2 separate regions of the Mus musculus genome follow, and region 2 is linked to region 1. Evidence: chromatin loops called from intact Hi-C (ENCODE). Cell type or tissue: left cerebral cortex. All regions are shown on one strand.

Region 1 (8,000 bases):
GGAGTCTAGCGCCCTCTCCTGGCCTCCTCAGGAACACTACATACATGGCAATCACTAACAGTGCATATACATAAAAACAAAACAAATTTAAAACAAAAGCCCTGCCTCATGAGTCAACTGACATATGAGCTCCATGCCCCTTCCCATCTCTTGTCTCTGTATAACAACCTCAAAGCAAGTCCGCAACTTTATAACCAAAGGTCTTTCCACCGTTCATCCCCACCCAAACATACCTGGGTGGAAGGAGACCAGTCTCAACTGCCATTGCTAAGCAGTCATAGAGGAAAGAAATTCTTTTGGGGCTGTGTTGGCCATGAATAAATTTAACAATCCACTGAACACACTGTTCATGAGACTCCTAAAAATTAGAAGACACTTTTATTTTGGGCCTGAAGTCATAATTTCTAAGTAACACAAATGCTAATATTATACCTGAAAATCTATCAATACTGTAAATGAAATATTTCACTGTGAATATTTAAATGACTCCAATCCCCATGAACCCAAATCAGAGCCCACCATAATCCAAAGAAAAATCGAACTTCTAGTTTCCCTACGTTAACTCTTGATACCAAAGCCATGCTCACACTGAAGCCTGCCTTCCAGAGCATCCTGGGAGGATCTACACACCTTGCTCCTCCAGATGATCACCACCCATCATCTGATTTAGAATTGCCAATTGTATTTGTATCTTTCTCTCTCACTATATAAACATCTTGAAAGGCCACAGCATAAATCACTAAATCCTTAGGAAATGACTTTAGCAATTCCATGTGCCTGACAGGGGTGCAGCAGGCATGGCACTTGCTGAGTTTGATTCCCAGGGTCCGTATAGTAGAGACTCTCTCTTGTAAGTTGTCCTCTGACCTGTACACAAGTACTGTCACACACATACACACACACACAAACACACATACACACACACAAAGTTAAAATAAAAAGACCAACAAATATTTTAAAATTAAAAATGCATAAAATGTGCTAAATATTGAAAGATAAAAAGTAAATTTTACCAAGATAAAATTTCCCAGTGCTTGATACACAAGGATAAGAAAGTATTACTATTTTATTATATGCCTTCAGGAAATTATATTGGTTGTTGGTATTGATAATGTAAACTAGATAACCCTTATAAGAAATAATTAGGTAATTTCCTTAAAATTATAAATTGCTGGGGTGATTATGAATGCGTATATCTCAGTACTGAGGACATAGAGACAGGAGGGTCATGAGTTCACGGCCAATCTGGACTACAGATCAAATCCCAGGCAAATCTGCGTTACACTGAGATTATATCATGTGTGTTATACACCTCCCCTCCATAACTAAGACAAAAAAAAAAGCTTTTGATTTATACCAATATTATGCCCAATATTCAATCCTATGCCTGATCAATAGTACTACTTACTGTAACACTACTTAAAAGTAGTGGGCCGGCCGGGCAGTGGTGGCACACGCCTTTAATCCCAGCACTTGGGAGGCAGAGACAGGCAGATTTCTGACTTTAAGGCCAGCCTGGTCTATAAAGTGAGTTCCAGGACAGCCAGGGCTATACAGAGAAAGCCTGTCTCGAAAAAAAAAAAAAAAAGTAGTGGGCCGGCGGTGGTGACGCACACCTTTTATTCCAGCTCTTGAGAGGCAGAGGCAGGCGGATTTCTGAGTTTGAGGCCAGCCTGTTCAACAAAGTTCCAGGACAGCCAGGGCTATATAGAGAAACCCTGTCTTGAACACACACACACACACACACACACACACTCACACCCAAAGTAAGTAAAAAGTGAAGAGAAACATCTAGCTAAGCATGGTGGTCTATCCTATGACACCAGGAAGCAGAGGAAGGCAGACTAAAAGTTCAAGTCTAACCTGGGCTACATAACAAAACTCTATCTGGAAAAAAAGAAAGAAAAATTTGAAAGCAAGAAGGTAGTTAATAAATATAGGTGGTAAGGACACATAACAATATGCTACACCGCTATAAGAAGTAAGAAAGAAACTGTAACTCAAAAAATTCCTTGAAATACCTTTAGAACTTATTATTAATGGTGAGAAGTACAGAGCTAACTGCTGACCAATACCTATGGTATATGGTGATTCTATAAAAATAATTCTGAGCCGGGCGGTGGTGGCGCACGCCTTTAATCCCAGCACTTGGGAGGCAGAGGCAGGTGGATTTCTGAGTTCGAGGCCAGCGTGGTCTCGAACTCAAAAAGCAGAAAATAATAATAGTAATAATAATTGTGAGCCTGAGGATGTAGTTCAGAGACGACTGTGTGCCTAGCATGTGGACACATGTTCACATGTTCGGAGACCAGTGTGTGAGGCCCTGTGTTCACCCCCCACACCCCAGCACTGTTTAAAGAGAAAAGAACGAAGATGGCTTTATAATCCTAGAACTCAGGACACAGAGAGACAGTCTTATAGCTAAACAGTTCTGGGAACACAAACTAGGATGCTGGCTTCAGACAGGAAGGGCAGGTGGCTGAGCTAGATCAGGAAGACGGCCAGCGTGTGGAGCTTGGTCACGCTTGCCTTATATATTTCAGGTTCACGTCAAAGCATGACCTGTTGAAAATAGAAAGTTTAAAACATGAACATATTGCCTTTAGGATCCATAACTGGGTGGCAAATTTTATACTAGCTCACAGGCACAGAAAGCCCAGCGGCTCACTTCTCTGTCTACAGTGCATCATGAGAAATACTACTCTAGTGGGGACTCTATCACAGTGTCTTTATGAGGACATATTTATAAATACTGGGCCATTTTTTGAATAGTGACATTTTTCTTTTACGAGAAAAGTTTAGCATATCTGTTTCCATTCAAAGCCAATTTATACAAAGAGGATAAAAACTACCTTACATAATATAACATAGAAGGAAATTTTTAAAACATTTCCCACTGCAATCTTATTACCTTGAACTTTTAACACAGGTTCTCCAGTAAGTACATTTACATAAAATGACAGCAGTCTTATTTTTCCCTTTCCTAAACGATCTTAAGAAAAAGATCAAAGAAGATGTAAAAAGTAAAAAGGAAGGCGTCAAACGTCATTAAGTGGATGTTCAACATGAAATGTCTCACCTGAGAAAGTCCACTCCAAAACTGCCGGAAGGCCGCCAAGCAGCTAATTAGTTTTGTTTTTTCATCCTCGGGGGTATCCATAAACATTCTGAAAAAACAAAAATCACATTATCTGCTGCTAGTTTTAAACAGGTACACATCCTGCAAGGTAGATTTTTTTTAACTCCTCAAAACCAACTTAAGTGGAATCTAACAAAGATAAATCTACAAACAACAATTAAAAAAACACACACACACACACAAAGATCTGCCTGCCACATACTCACCCTGGGAAGGCCTCTTCTATAATTTCTGTTTTCTGCAAACAAACAAAAACTAGTAAACGATCTGACTACTAAAAGGGGGCGGGGTGGGAGATGTCCCCGAGAGAAATATTCCCGGGCAATACAGATAGAGCACGACACTTTTATGGGGACCGCGGCGGGAACTAACAGCACTTTCTTAGATCTGGCAGCAGTCCGGGGATGGGGGGACCGCCACCCCGGTTCAGACGCCTATGTCAACATAGGGGCGGGAAAGGAGCTGGCCCAGGCCCGCAGCCTGGAGCCGCACGCAGCCTGCACTTCCCGGAGCCATGGCTCTGGCTTACGGACAGTGGCACTCACCACCACCTCCTCGAAAATGCTCTGCAGTTGCGTCTCCATCGGTACCATCGAGCCCCGGGCTCCCGGGGAACCCGGCGACAGACGGGTGAGAGCCAGGGTCGGGAAAGAATGGAGCGGAGGGGCGGAGCCACCAGCAGGAAGCCGCCGCTCTCTCTTGCTCTGTTACTTCCTTCGGTGCCAGGCGAATGAGCCCGCCCGGTGCTTACCCGTTACCAGCCCCTCTGAAATCTGTATCTCAGCCTGTTGGTTCCGCTCGTAGAGGTGACCCCGTAAGCTGACAGCGCTGCTTGATCCCGGGCAAGGCCACCCTCTCCTGGCTGGAGCCGGAACTGCGACCTGTTTGGAGTTTCATTTGCAGATCCGAATCACAAGGGCTGTGGCCAGAACCAAGTGGGTGACTGTCAAGAGCTGACCTCGTGAAGCAGTTGATACCACGTTATTCTTGCCCAATAGGACCCATGTCTTCACTATGGTACCCTCAGTTGCTAGCACAGTGATGGGCGTGTCGTCATCGTTTATTGAATGTTGAAAAAAAAAAAAAGAATAAACCCTTTATTGTTAATTCGCAAATAAGTGGCGGTACTAAGTACATCATTTTAAAACAATTTTCCCATCATCCTGGTAAATTTCTGAAAACTTTTTTTTTTATTGTCTTAGTATGAAGAAATTTTTGTCTATCCAAAGGCTATTCGTCAATGTTTTCTTCCAGAAACTTTGTTCTAGCTTTGGTATTTAAGTCCATATTTTTTTAATTGGTTTTCATGACTGGAGATAAGTTCTCACAGGACTTTTCCCTCTTTGGGGAGATGTAAATAAATGTTTATAAACCCTAAATAGAGGACATTGACAGATTAAAGAAAGGATCTTGCCGGGCGGTGATGGTGCACGCCTTTAATCCCAGCACTTGGGAGGCAGAGGCAGGTGGATTTCTGAGTTCAAGGCCAGCCTGGTCTACAAAGTGAGTTCCAGGACAGCCAAGGCTACACAGAGTAACCCTGCCTCAAAAAAAAAAAAATCTCATTCAAATCCAGCTTGGTAAAACAATGAGCTTATTATAGTTTCTTATAGAAGCACGTGACTCGGGTACCCTCATTACTAGGAACTCCTACCTCAAGCATAGATGACTTACAAAAAGGCATACCAGTGTAGTACCCTCCCAATAAAATATTTAAATTTAACACAATGTTGGAGAATTAGAGGGGCTTCTGGGGAATCGTGTAAGGACCATCTTGAGTTTCCATGGCGTCTTCATTTTATTTTATAGTTTTGAGACAGGGTATTTTGTATCCCAAGTTGACCATGAACTTACTATGTAGCAGAGTGACCTTGAATATTTGATCCTTCTATTTCTCATGGCGAGAGATGGGACGCCCCTGAGACTATCTGCCAGGAAGAAGTGTTGGGTTAGGTTTCAGATTGGACCTGGGGTTAGGGTTAGGTGTGCTAGGGTTTGGGTTAGGATTGAACTCAGGGCTTCCTGCTTGCTAGACAAACAGTTTACCAGTAAAGACACATTCCCACTCCCATCTCTCATGTGGGTTTCAGGCAACTGAAGCTGCTCTGCTCTAACAGTGAAGCAGGCACTGCTTCCTGAGAGCTTATGGGCAAGAAGCTGGTGATTTTCCAGTCATAGTCTGGCAGAAACTTAGCTTCCCAACAAATGTAAATGATATCCAATCACTGTATATAGCATTGTTTACTGTACCATAGCTACTGAGATGAACTGTTTAATTTTCTAGTTGAAGAGTAGCCTGAAAGACTTAACATTCAGTGTTCTGTTTGCTGTGGACATGATATGAAAGACTGTGTAGTTTAAATAATAGAGATTTATGTTGATGTTGATACAAATCTGGAGGACAGACAGTCTCCCTGGCTGGTAGATGGACATCTTCAGCTTTCTTGTTGTCTTTCCTTTTTGTGGCTGAGGTTGCTATTGTTCCTCCATATTCTCCTCCTTTTTTTTCCTCTTCCCATGTCTTCTGGTCTGTGATAAGGTCTTATGTGCTCCTAGGCTTGTCTTGAGCTCATTTTGTCAAACTGCCTTCTAAATATGTAGGCTTACACTTATAGACTTGTAGTAATGTCAGCCTTTAGTCAGAGAAGATACCAATATCCTGGTGTATACTTGCTAACTAGCCCTGAGGTCCCACCCCATACTGAGTAGCTATATTCTTGAATAAACAGGTTAAATGATGTTCGGGTCCCACCCTTTACTGAATAGGCAAATCCTGGCATAGATAGGCTAAATGATCTTCAGGTCCTACTCCTTACTGGGTAGATATAAGTAGTGGTTTGGGGGGACGGAAAACTCTTTCATTTTTGAAGATATGGAGTTGTCTATGCTCTAGTGCAGGGGTTCTCAACCTGTAGGTTGAGACCCCAACAGGGGTAACAAATCAGATATCCTATATATCAGATATTTATAGTCTATAACAGTATCAAAATTACAGTTATAAAGTAGTAACAAAATAATTCTATAGTTGGGGTCACCACAAAGAGAACTGCATTGAAGGGTTGCAGTTTTGGGAAGGTTGAGAACCACTACTATAGTTGGTTGCACTATATCTGTGTGTGTATAAGCAGCCCTAGCTAGACCTAGTGGGTTGTAAACAAAATAAGGCATGAAGCTGGGAGGAGGGCATGCTGAGGCAATACGAGGAGAATTGGAGCAGCAAACGGGGATAAATCGGATCATACTTCATTGTATACATCTATAAAATTCTCAATAAATTCACAGATAAATTTTTACATTTGTTTACATATGTATGTGCAAGTGCCACGGTGTGAGTGTCAAGGTCAGGGGTCAACTGTGAGGTCAGGGGGCAACTGTGGGTTCCAGGGATTGAGTTCAGGTCACCAGCATTTGCCTGAACCCCTGAGCCATCTCCTTGGCCCTGTTTAAAAGAAACCCCAACTCTACTTCATACTTTGTTTTTTCTGGAAAATATTTTCTGGGTTAAACCCAAGGATCCAGTTTTTTCTCAGTGGAGATTTACTGAAGGATTCAGGGCAATATTCAAGTTGATAAGTCTTCATCCCTGGCACCACGGATATTTGTGCACAATCACTCTGTCACAGCCTCCTGAATTTCTTCTGGGCATCTTTCTCATGTAGCCAGTAACTAGGTGATAACTCAGCAGGGACTCAGTCTCCTAGAAGCTTTGCTGTAGTCACTTCTGGTAGCAGAAAATTAAACAGTATTTTCTTTCTTTCTTTCTTTCTTTCTTTCTTTCTTTCTTTCTTTCTTTCTTTCTTTTTTTTCTTTAAGACAGGGTTTCTCTGTATAGCCCGGGCTGTCCTGGAACTCACTCTGTAGACCAGGCTGGCCGCGAACTTGGAAATCCTGCATCTGCCTCCCAAGTTCTGGGATTAAAGGCGTGTACCTCCACTGCTCAGCTAAACAATATTTCTTAATATAAAATACTAGGGACAGCATGCAATGACAGGGACTGCCAGCAGTAGTCTGGGATGGAGACATCTCAGTAGTCCGAGGCAGCTCTTTGTAAAAAATAGTTATTCCCATTTCTCCTAACCTTAGCCCTAAACAATGGCTGTATAGATTTCATTTGTGTGTGACTGCTTTTCAGTTGTCCTTGGTGTGCATAATTATGCTATTATATCTGACTTTCTTACTTCTTTCTCCTTCTGCTCTGGTGAATTCTGTGAAACTAGATGTTCCTTGATGTAATGATTCTTAAACAATTAAAAATTGAGGCATGGGGCACAGCACAACACAGCACAGCACAGCACAGCAGAGCACAGTCCTAATGGCCCAGGTGCATGCTGGGTGTTCTCATCTTGGAAACAATGTAACAACTGCACAATGGTAGTTCCAGATTAATGCTTGACTTGCAAAGAAAGTTTGAAGAAATTATTAGAAAATGAAATAGAGCCAACATTGGGACCCCAAGAAAGGGAAAATTATTAAAGTTATGAAATAAGTTTTGCATAACATTTGAGAATGGTTCCTGGATAAACAGGTATAGAATATGTAAAATCTTATATTAGTAAAACTACATCAAAACACTGAGACTCTTAGGAGAGTCATTGTGTGCAATGTGCAGAAGCAGAAAGTTAGCAGAACTATTGAGTTAAGGGTTAACTTGACTCTTTTTGGCCACTGCCCGGCAGCGTTGCCCATGTCATTTATCATTAGAGCTCCACAGGAAAATACATGTAGCTGGCCTCAGAGTTCTGAGCTCTGAAGTATAATAAGTTAAAGTTTAAATAATGATAGGTTTGCAATTATTATTATTTTGGCTATAGGCTGAGAATGGAAGCTTGAAACTTTGAGGAACAATTGTAATACTTAATTC
Region 2 (8,000 bases), 350 kb before region 1:
TTGTCGGATGGCATCCATTGCCACACAACAACTTTTTAGTCTTATGAGGTTCCACTTATTGTCATTGTTCCTGTGCTATTGGTGTTCTGATTAGAAAGAAAGCTGTGTGCTGGTGTGTTGCCGACTACTCCTCACGTCCTCTCCTGTCAGCTTCAATGTATCTGGTTTTATGTTGAACTCTTTGATCCATTTGGAGTTGAATTTTGTGCAGGGTGATAACAATTTATCTATTTGCATTCCTCTACATGCAAACAACCAATTTGACCAATCTGTCTTTTTTTCTTTTCACTATGTATTTTTGGCTTCTTTATCAAAAACCAGGTGCCCATAGGTGTGAACTTATTTCTGGGTCTTAAATTGAATTCCATTGATCACATGTCTGTTTCTATGCCAATACCATGATGATTTTATTACCATAGTTCTGGAGTACAACTTGAAATTGGGAATAGTGATACCCCCAGCAGTTCTTTATTTGCTTGGGATTATTTTAGTATCTTGGGGGTAGGGGATTGTATTTCCATATGAAGCCGAGAATTGGCCTTCCAAATTCTGTAAAGAACTGTGTTGGGCTTTTGATGGGGATTGCATTGAATCTGTAGGTTCCTTTTTGTACAATGGCCCTTTCTTTCTTTCTTTCTTTCTTTCTTTCTTTCTTTCTTTCTTTCTTTCTTTCTTTCTTTCTTTCTTTCTTCTTTTTTTTTTTTTTTTTTTTTTTTTTGAGACAGGGTTTCTCTGTGTAGCCCTGGCTGTCCTGGAACTCACTTTGTAGACCAGGCTGGCCTTAAACTCAAAAATTCACCTGCCTCTGCCTCCCAAGTGCTGGGATTAAAGGCGTGCGCCATCACACCCGGCCTCTCACAATGGCCATTTTTTACTATAGTAATCTTACCAGCACACGAAGGTGTCTCCATCTACTGACATCCTCTTAAATGTCTTTCTCTGCTGTTTTCAGTTATATATATATATATATATATATATATATATATATATATATATATATATATATGTGTGTGTGTGTATTTTTTATTATTATTATTATTATTTTATATTAATCAAGTCTTTCACCTTCCTGGCTAGAATTACCCAAAAATATTTTATTATTTTTGAGACTATTGTGAGAGTTGTTTCCCTGAATTCTTTCTCAGTTTGTTAGTCATTCGTATATAGGAAGGCTATTGATTTTTGTGTATTGATTTTGTATCCTGCTGTTTTTCTGAACGTGTTTATCAGCCCTATAGAGCTTTCTGGTAGAATTTTTAGGGTCATTTATGTATAATAAATACTATCATACCATCGTCAACTAAAGATAGCTGGACTTCTTCCCTTCCCATGTGTATATACTCTCTTGATCTTCTTCAGTTGTCTTATTGCTTTAGCTAAGACTTGAAGTACTGTATTGAATAGGTATGGAGAGAACAGACAGCATTCTCTTATTCCCTCTTTTCCTTTACATGGATGTTGGCTGTGGGCTTGTTGTAAATCACCCCTGTTATACTGACATGTATTCCTTGTATCCCAAATCGACCTGGGACTTTTATTATGAAGGGGAGTCAGGGATATCCCATAGTGTTCAGCCTTTGCAGGTATAATAGAGTTCTCAAACTGAGTTGAGAAGGGCTATAAGTGGGGGGAGGGGAGGCAGGGAGCAGTTAAACACGCAACACAAGGATTTCTTACTATACTATTAACTATCAAGGGCAACAGCCTACTAGATAAATAACATGATACTTCATACAGTGGAGCATGTAGAAACGAAAGCATCTTGCAATCTGTATATTAATATTGATGTGGCAAATTTACTGAAATAATGGAAGTGGCTTTTAAGAAGCACTGAGGCTAAAACCATATTCATGTGAAAATTAAAAACTGACTTTCATTTGCATAGGGAAACTGAAATAGAACAAGACCACATGGTCTCCTGTCCTCATAGGGAATTTCTAGAAATCTTTATTATTAATAGGGGAAATTGTATTAGTAGAAAGTCAAAATTAGTAGAAAAAGTAAAACTCAGTGTCTGTGTCTTGGGTCTCTTGAGGTTGCAGTGTCAGGACACTGTCGTATTGAGGAGAGGGGATGATGTTTCCTGCCGGGAGGTTACAGTAGCACCAAGAGGACCTTGCTACAGTCGTCAGCACCTGCTGCCCTTGCTGTACAGGAAACCAGGAGAGGCAGATGGAGAAAGATGCAGAAGACCCACTGGTCTCCCTGCCCTGTGTACTATGAGAAGGTTCCCCTCCCTCTGAAATACAGATCCGCAGTGCTTCAAAACCACCGGTCCATCCGGTCCATGGTGCAAATGGTTACTCTGCCCCTGATGGTTGCTCTGCCCTTGATCTGTCTCATCTCATGGTTTCTCAGCTCTGATGCTTAAAGATGTACTGAGTTTCAAGTGCACCACATCAGATTAGCACTCTTAATTGATGGCTTTAAATACAGCCCTCCCCAAGCCTAGAGACTTAAAACCAAAACCAAAACCAAAACCAAAACCAAAACCAAAACCAAAACCAAACAAAAAACCCAACAGTTTTGTGGCATCTATTTTCAAGTGCTGGGAGGCAGTTCTGAATCCAAAATGTACTATCAGGTTCTGAAAGATTGATAGACGTATGATCTGGCTGCCCAGTGAAATGAGTGCCTGACATGGATTTGTTTTGTCCTTTCAAGGGAGTGAGAAAAATCGAGCCTGGATTGTATGAACAATTTATCGACCACAGATTTGGAGAAGAACTATTGTACCAGATAGATCTCTGCTCCATGCTGAAGAAAAAACAGAGCAATGGTTATTACCACTGTGAGTCTTCCATCGTGATCGGTGAGTTCTGTTGAGAACATCGTTCAGTACAGTTATTCATTATTTCTTGACATCACTTCTAAAATAAATATTTCAGGTTACTTGTGTACTTTTCAATTCACTGCAGGTTTTGTTTGTTTGCTTTGTGGTTGTTGCTGTTTTGTAACACCGCAGCGGAAAAAGTGGAGAGAACTTTTCTCTCCGCCTCTTAGGTCTTGAAATGTCCATGGAAATTTGTTCCAGTTTAATTTTATTTCATGGGCATAAAGAAAACACATTCTTCAGGGCGCATCACGTGGCCACACTGCTCCCCAGCTGGCCTTAGCATGGTAGCTGCTATTAATAATGGCTAGTGACCGGCTCCGGAAATTTCACTACGGGAAGAAGAAGTATAGGTGGCCTGTGACAGTCAAGACTTTGTTGCTTCTCTAAAGAAAACATACTTGAGGGGAAGCCAAGACCCACACAGAGATGGCTCGGTGCTCATGCGTGAAGGCTCCTGCAGGGTTCGATGAGACCAACCCGTTAGTTCCCAGGAGGAAAGTGTGTACACAGGAAGAAACTTCCCTTAAGCAGGCAGCTGCCATCACCTGCCTTCTGGAAGGTGGGTACGTTTCGCAGGAGCCTGCCCTGTGGGACTCAGCTGTACTGTTTCTAGCGAGACACCACTGCCAAGAAGTGAACTTGAAGACAACCTGATTTACATGCCTTTAAAGTAACATGAAGATATATATATATATACACATTTGTAAATATTTCAAGTTCTTCGGCCAAAGTGATTTCTCACCATCTCAATTAAAAGGATCTATTTGTATCCTAAAAGAACCATCATATAACTGAAGTTTATCGAAGGTTTTTAAAAAAATGTTCAAGAGGCAATTTTATTTTCGAGTCCTCGTTACAGAGTGTGACAGACATCATCACCCCAAAGGTCCGTTTTAAACTGAAGATTTAAAGTGGAGTTTGAGTTTTGAGTTTCACATCTGAAACCCTCCTCCTATTTCAAGGAGGATGTTCATGCTTTCAGAACCCGAGCAGGGGCCCTCTTCTGTCAGGTTCAGCTGACTTTCACACAGAGGGGCGATGCAGATCCTCTGTGCAGTGTGGATTTTGGCGAGTTTTCCAGGTTCCACTGTAACTAGGTTAGAGCAACCTCAAAAGGGGGTGTGGAGCTTCATTCGCTTCCAGCTGATTAAGACAATGAAAAGGTCGGATTTTATGGAAGATCCTGAAATTTGCATTATAAAACCTATTGTGTACATCCGACCAGTGGCCAGCAGGGGGCTCTGTTCCACCAGCTCCAGCAGGTTTTCTGCATTCCTGTTCTTTTGCAGGCTGGTCATCACATTTCCTCCACTGTAGAGAGTGTTTATCCATCCTCCATCTTCTACTGCAGAGTGACCGTTTCATCTGCCCTGACCAATTCTGATTTTTTTGTACCATTTAACATTTAAACTGTATTTTGTTTATTACGGATACTTTATTTTTTTCTACCTATCTCGTTTAATTATGACAATATGACTTTTAAAATGATGCCTCCTTCTAACGTAATTTATTATAATTAAGTGTAATCTAAACTGGAGTTGCCCCCTTTTCTTTGCGTCTATGCCTGCATAGAGGCCTGGGTCTCTCCTCTGTTACTCTCCACCCTGTTTTTGAGGCAGTGTGAGGCTGGAGCTCACTGGTTGTAGAGTGGCTGCTGAGCGACCCACCTGGATCCTCCTGTGTCTCCTTCCGCAGCTGGGTTTGCAGACGCTCTCTACCACGTCTGGCTTTCTGGTGGGTGTTGGGAGTTGCAAGTAAGGTCTTCATACTTGCTACTTAGCACACTTAGATCTTCCCAGCCCAGATCTGCTATGCATCTCTATAGCATCATTGCTATTCAGATAAAGAGTAGCATGGAAATCTGGGCGTTAAAACTGTGAAGCAGGGATTGGATTTTAGGAATATATTATTGCGCTAAAGATCTTTGGCTATTCCTCCAGCTTGGTAAGTGTGTACTAGAGATTACACATTGGCAGCCCTACCTTCTGTATTTGATTAACAAAGAGCTTTGATGATTTGTTTCATAATTTGAGCACTTATTATAGTTTGAAGATAAAAGTCTCTTATTGGGGTGTGTGTGTGTGTGTGTGTGTGTGTGTGTGTGTATGTGTGTGTGTTTGAATACCTGATCCCCAGCTGGTGGCACCACTTGCGAACACTATGTGACCTTTTGGACAGTGGCTCTCATCCTTCCTATTGCTGTGACTCTTAATTCAGTTCCTCATGTTGTGGTGAGCCCCCACCACCATTATTTATAACTGCAATTCTGCTACTATTTATTATGAATCATAATGTAAAAGCCTATGTTTTCTGATGGTCTTGAGTGTCCCCCCCATGAAAGGGTGGTTAGACCCCTAAGGAATCCATGACCCACTGGTTGAGAACCACTGCTTTAGAAAGAATGGCCTGGATGGAGAAGGTAGATGGCTAGGGATGGAATTTGAGGATCTCTGCTTCCCGATGTGCAGGAATATGAGCAAGCCCCCATAGCCATGCTCTGCTGCCAGCCTTCCTGTGTAGGGAGTGTAGCCCCATCTGTGAGTTAAAGCAAGCTTTCCTCGATCCCTGTTGTCTCCTTCTTACCACAGGGGGAATGGATATGCTCACCAATGTGGGATGATTTTATATTACAAACTTCAGATTTCTGCCTTCTTGTGAACACTCCCAATGTGGCTGTATGGTTCCAGTGTCCTTCGAACTACCTTCATTTCCTGCATGGAGTAGCAGGCTCACTCAAGTGTGTCTGAATATTCACCCTGCACACTGTACATTCTCACTGCGGCCATTTCTTCTCTGTGCCTTCCCATGGAGTAAGTGTTAGAGGAATTTGAGAAAATGTACTGTTGTCCCACCCAGGCAGTGAGACTCTGTCTTGAGGATGAAAGGAAATGCAAAGATCTGTGTAGAGTACCAGAGGGCTCGTAGCATTTGAGCTCGAGTAGTGCTAATAAAGTACTTTTTATTTTTAAAAACTGATTTTTTTGTTTTGTTTTTGTTTTTTTGAGACAGGGTTTTTCTGTATAGCTCTGGCTGTCCTGGAACTCACTCTGTACACCAGGCTGGCCTCGAACTCAGAAATCCGCCTGCCTCTGCCTCCCAAGTGCTGGGATTAAAGGTGTGTGCCACCATGCCCAGCCTCTGTTTTTGTTTTCAAGTGTATTCAGTTTTCATAGTTTATGCAGTTCTTTCTAGAAGGCCGCCTTATGAGAAGAACATTCTGCACTCTGCCTTATCCATAGTCCCCGTAGGTTTACAGCTTTCTCCCACAGAGTACAGGGAATGTTTTCAAATGTTAGAAAAGACACATTTGAGATGTCTCATAAGTAAAACTTGCGATGATGATATACCTATCTATCATTGAGCCCCTTAGAAACCTAACGTCATTTAGCAGCTAAAATTTGAATCTAGAAGAAGGAACCCAGTTTTCCTGATGTAGCCAGGGATGAGAATATAGCCCAAAACCCCTAGGACTGTGTGGGCACTTGACTTAGGCATTTCAGTAGTGCTCAGGCATCTCTTTTCCATTTCTATTTCCTTAGGGAAGGTAATTGACCCCTTTGTAAAGCTGATGAGCAGTTTAGGGTTTTCAAATACTGGTTTACTTTCAAGTGAGACATACTTTATAGGAAGCAGTGGTGAAATGGAAAGGTCTAGATGCCTTATTCCCAGAGCAGCGTATTTACTTATGACTTCTCAAAGCAGAGGTAGAAACAATAATTTTGTGTGTGTGTGTGTGTGTGTGTGGTGGTTTGAATATGTTTGGCCCAAAGGGAGTGAGGTGTGACCTTGTTGGAGGAAGTGTGTCACTGTGGGGGTGGGCTTTGAAGCTCTGCCCAGTGTGGAAGAGACAGTCTGCTCCTGTTCGCCTTCAGAACAAGATGTAGAACTTTTAGCTCCTCCAGCACCAACCAAGCCTGCCTGGCTGTTGCCAGGCTTCCTGCCTTGACGACAGTGGATTGAGCCTCTGAATCTGTAAGCCAGTCCCAATGAAATGTTGTCCTTTATAAAAGTTGTCTTGGTCATGGTTAACACTAATTTGGTGACATAGTACCGTGTGTTTACTCCTCTCTGGGAGATCGGGAAGCAGAATAAGACACAGCCCTGGAGAACGATACAGTGTCACTGACAGCTAAGACGGCTGCCGAGAAGCAGAGAGGAAAGAAGAGGGCTTGTTCCTGGCAGTTTGGGCTTTGGTATCACATCGTGGAAGAACTTTGTAATCTTGTCTTGTGGGAGAGATGAGGGGAGGAGAGTTTAACTGAGCATGGAGGAGATGAGGGGTGGAGTAGGAGGCGTTTTAGAGCAGCAGAGAGGGCGGCATTGGGCAGGGGCAGTGAGAACCACAGCAAACACCTGTGTGAACCAGCAGGATCAGTGAATGAGGACGCTACAAACTGGGCATTCTAGGCTCTGTGTATGTGTGAACAGATGGGTAGGACTGCCCAAGCTGAGGAGGTAAAAATATACCAGAGAGAACCAAAAGAATAGTTGAGGGATAAGTGGAGCTTAATTCTCAGGCTCTTACAGATGCTTCTCATTTGTGATGGACTATATACAGCCCAATAAACTCATGGCAAGCTGAAAATACTCTTAAGTAGAGAGTGCATCTATACACATAACCTAATGGCCATCATAGCTTAGGCAGGCCCACTGTGGCATGCAGTTTAACCTATAGTTGTGTAACTCATTCGACACAAAGGGGTGTGTGTGTGTGTGTGTGTGTGTGTGTGTGTGTGAGAAAGTCAAAGGGCAAACTCATATATCATTTCTCAGGAGCTGTCCACATTTCTCTTTTTCAGACAGGGTTTTCACTGGTCTTGAACTCACTGAGGAGGCTTAGCTGACCTGTGAACCTCAGGGATCCACCTGACTCTGTTTCCCAGAACTGCAATTACAAACAAGCCAATTCACCCAGCTTTTCCCCTCCCCTATTTTGTTTTATTTTAATAATTTTAGCTTTAAATTTTATTTTTTCTTATTTTAACAAGTCATTTTATACAGTACATTTTGATCACTCTTTTCCCCTTCCCCAACTCCCCCCAGTCTCCCAGTCTCCCCACTTTCCTACCTACCCATGTCTTTATCCCTTTCTTTAAAAACAAGCAAACAAACCCCCAAGAAACACACATTCTCATTTTCTCTCTCTCTCTCTCTCACACACACA

What was found. A loop is a pair of places that touch in the nucleus more often than their neighbours do. Peaks named below come from ENCODE experiments on the same cell type or tissue, not always from the same donor. Only the 100,000 strongest peaks of a DNase experiment are listed, where the experiment ranks them.
Region 2: a loop joins it to region 1, with 9 times the contacts of the local background. A loop is called at or near these places in 11 of 42 quality-filtered maps.

The regions. Positions count from the first base shown.
Region 1 is chr10:24,865,831-24,873,830 of GRCm38, reverse strand. Med23 (mediator complex subunit 23) reads right to left here and starts at 3,845. Exons shown (of 30, transcript NM_001166416.1): 1 at 3,685-3,845; 2 at 3,346-3,377; 3 at 3,080-3,167; 4 at 234-358. The coding sequence starts at 3,732. In left cerebral cortex, CTCF peaks have their summits at 14 (motif pointing left) and 3,997 (motif pointing left); a DNase peak (open chromatin) is centred at 3,939; H3K4me3 peaks cover 1,317 bases; H3K27ac peaks cover 643 bases.
Region 2 is chr10:25,215,423-25,223,422 of GRCm38, reverse strand. Akap7 (A kinase (PRKA) anchor protein 7) reads left to right here. Exons shown (of 8, transcript NM_001379238.1): 7 at 2,665-2,812. Among named protein-coding and RNA genes, the nearest start is that of Gm25016, 47 kb to the left of the region's middle. In left cerebral cortex, a CTCF peak has its summit at 4,072 (motif pointing right); DNase peaks (open chromatin) are centred at 4,078, 4,520 and 7,208.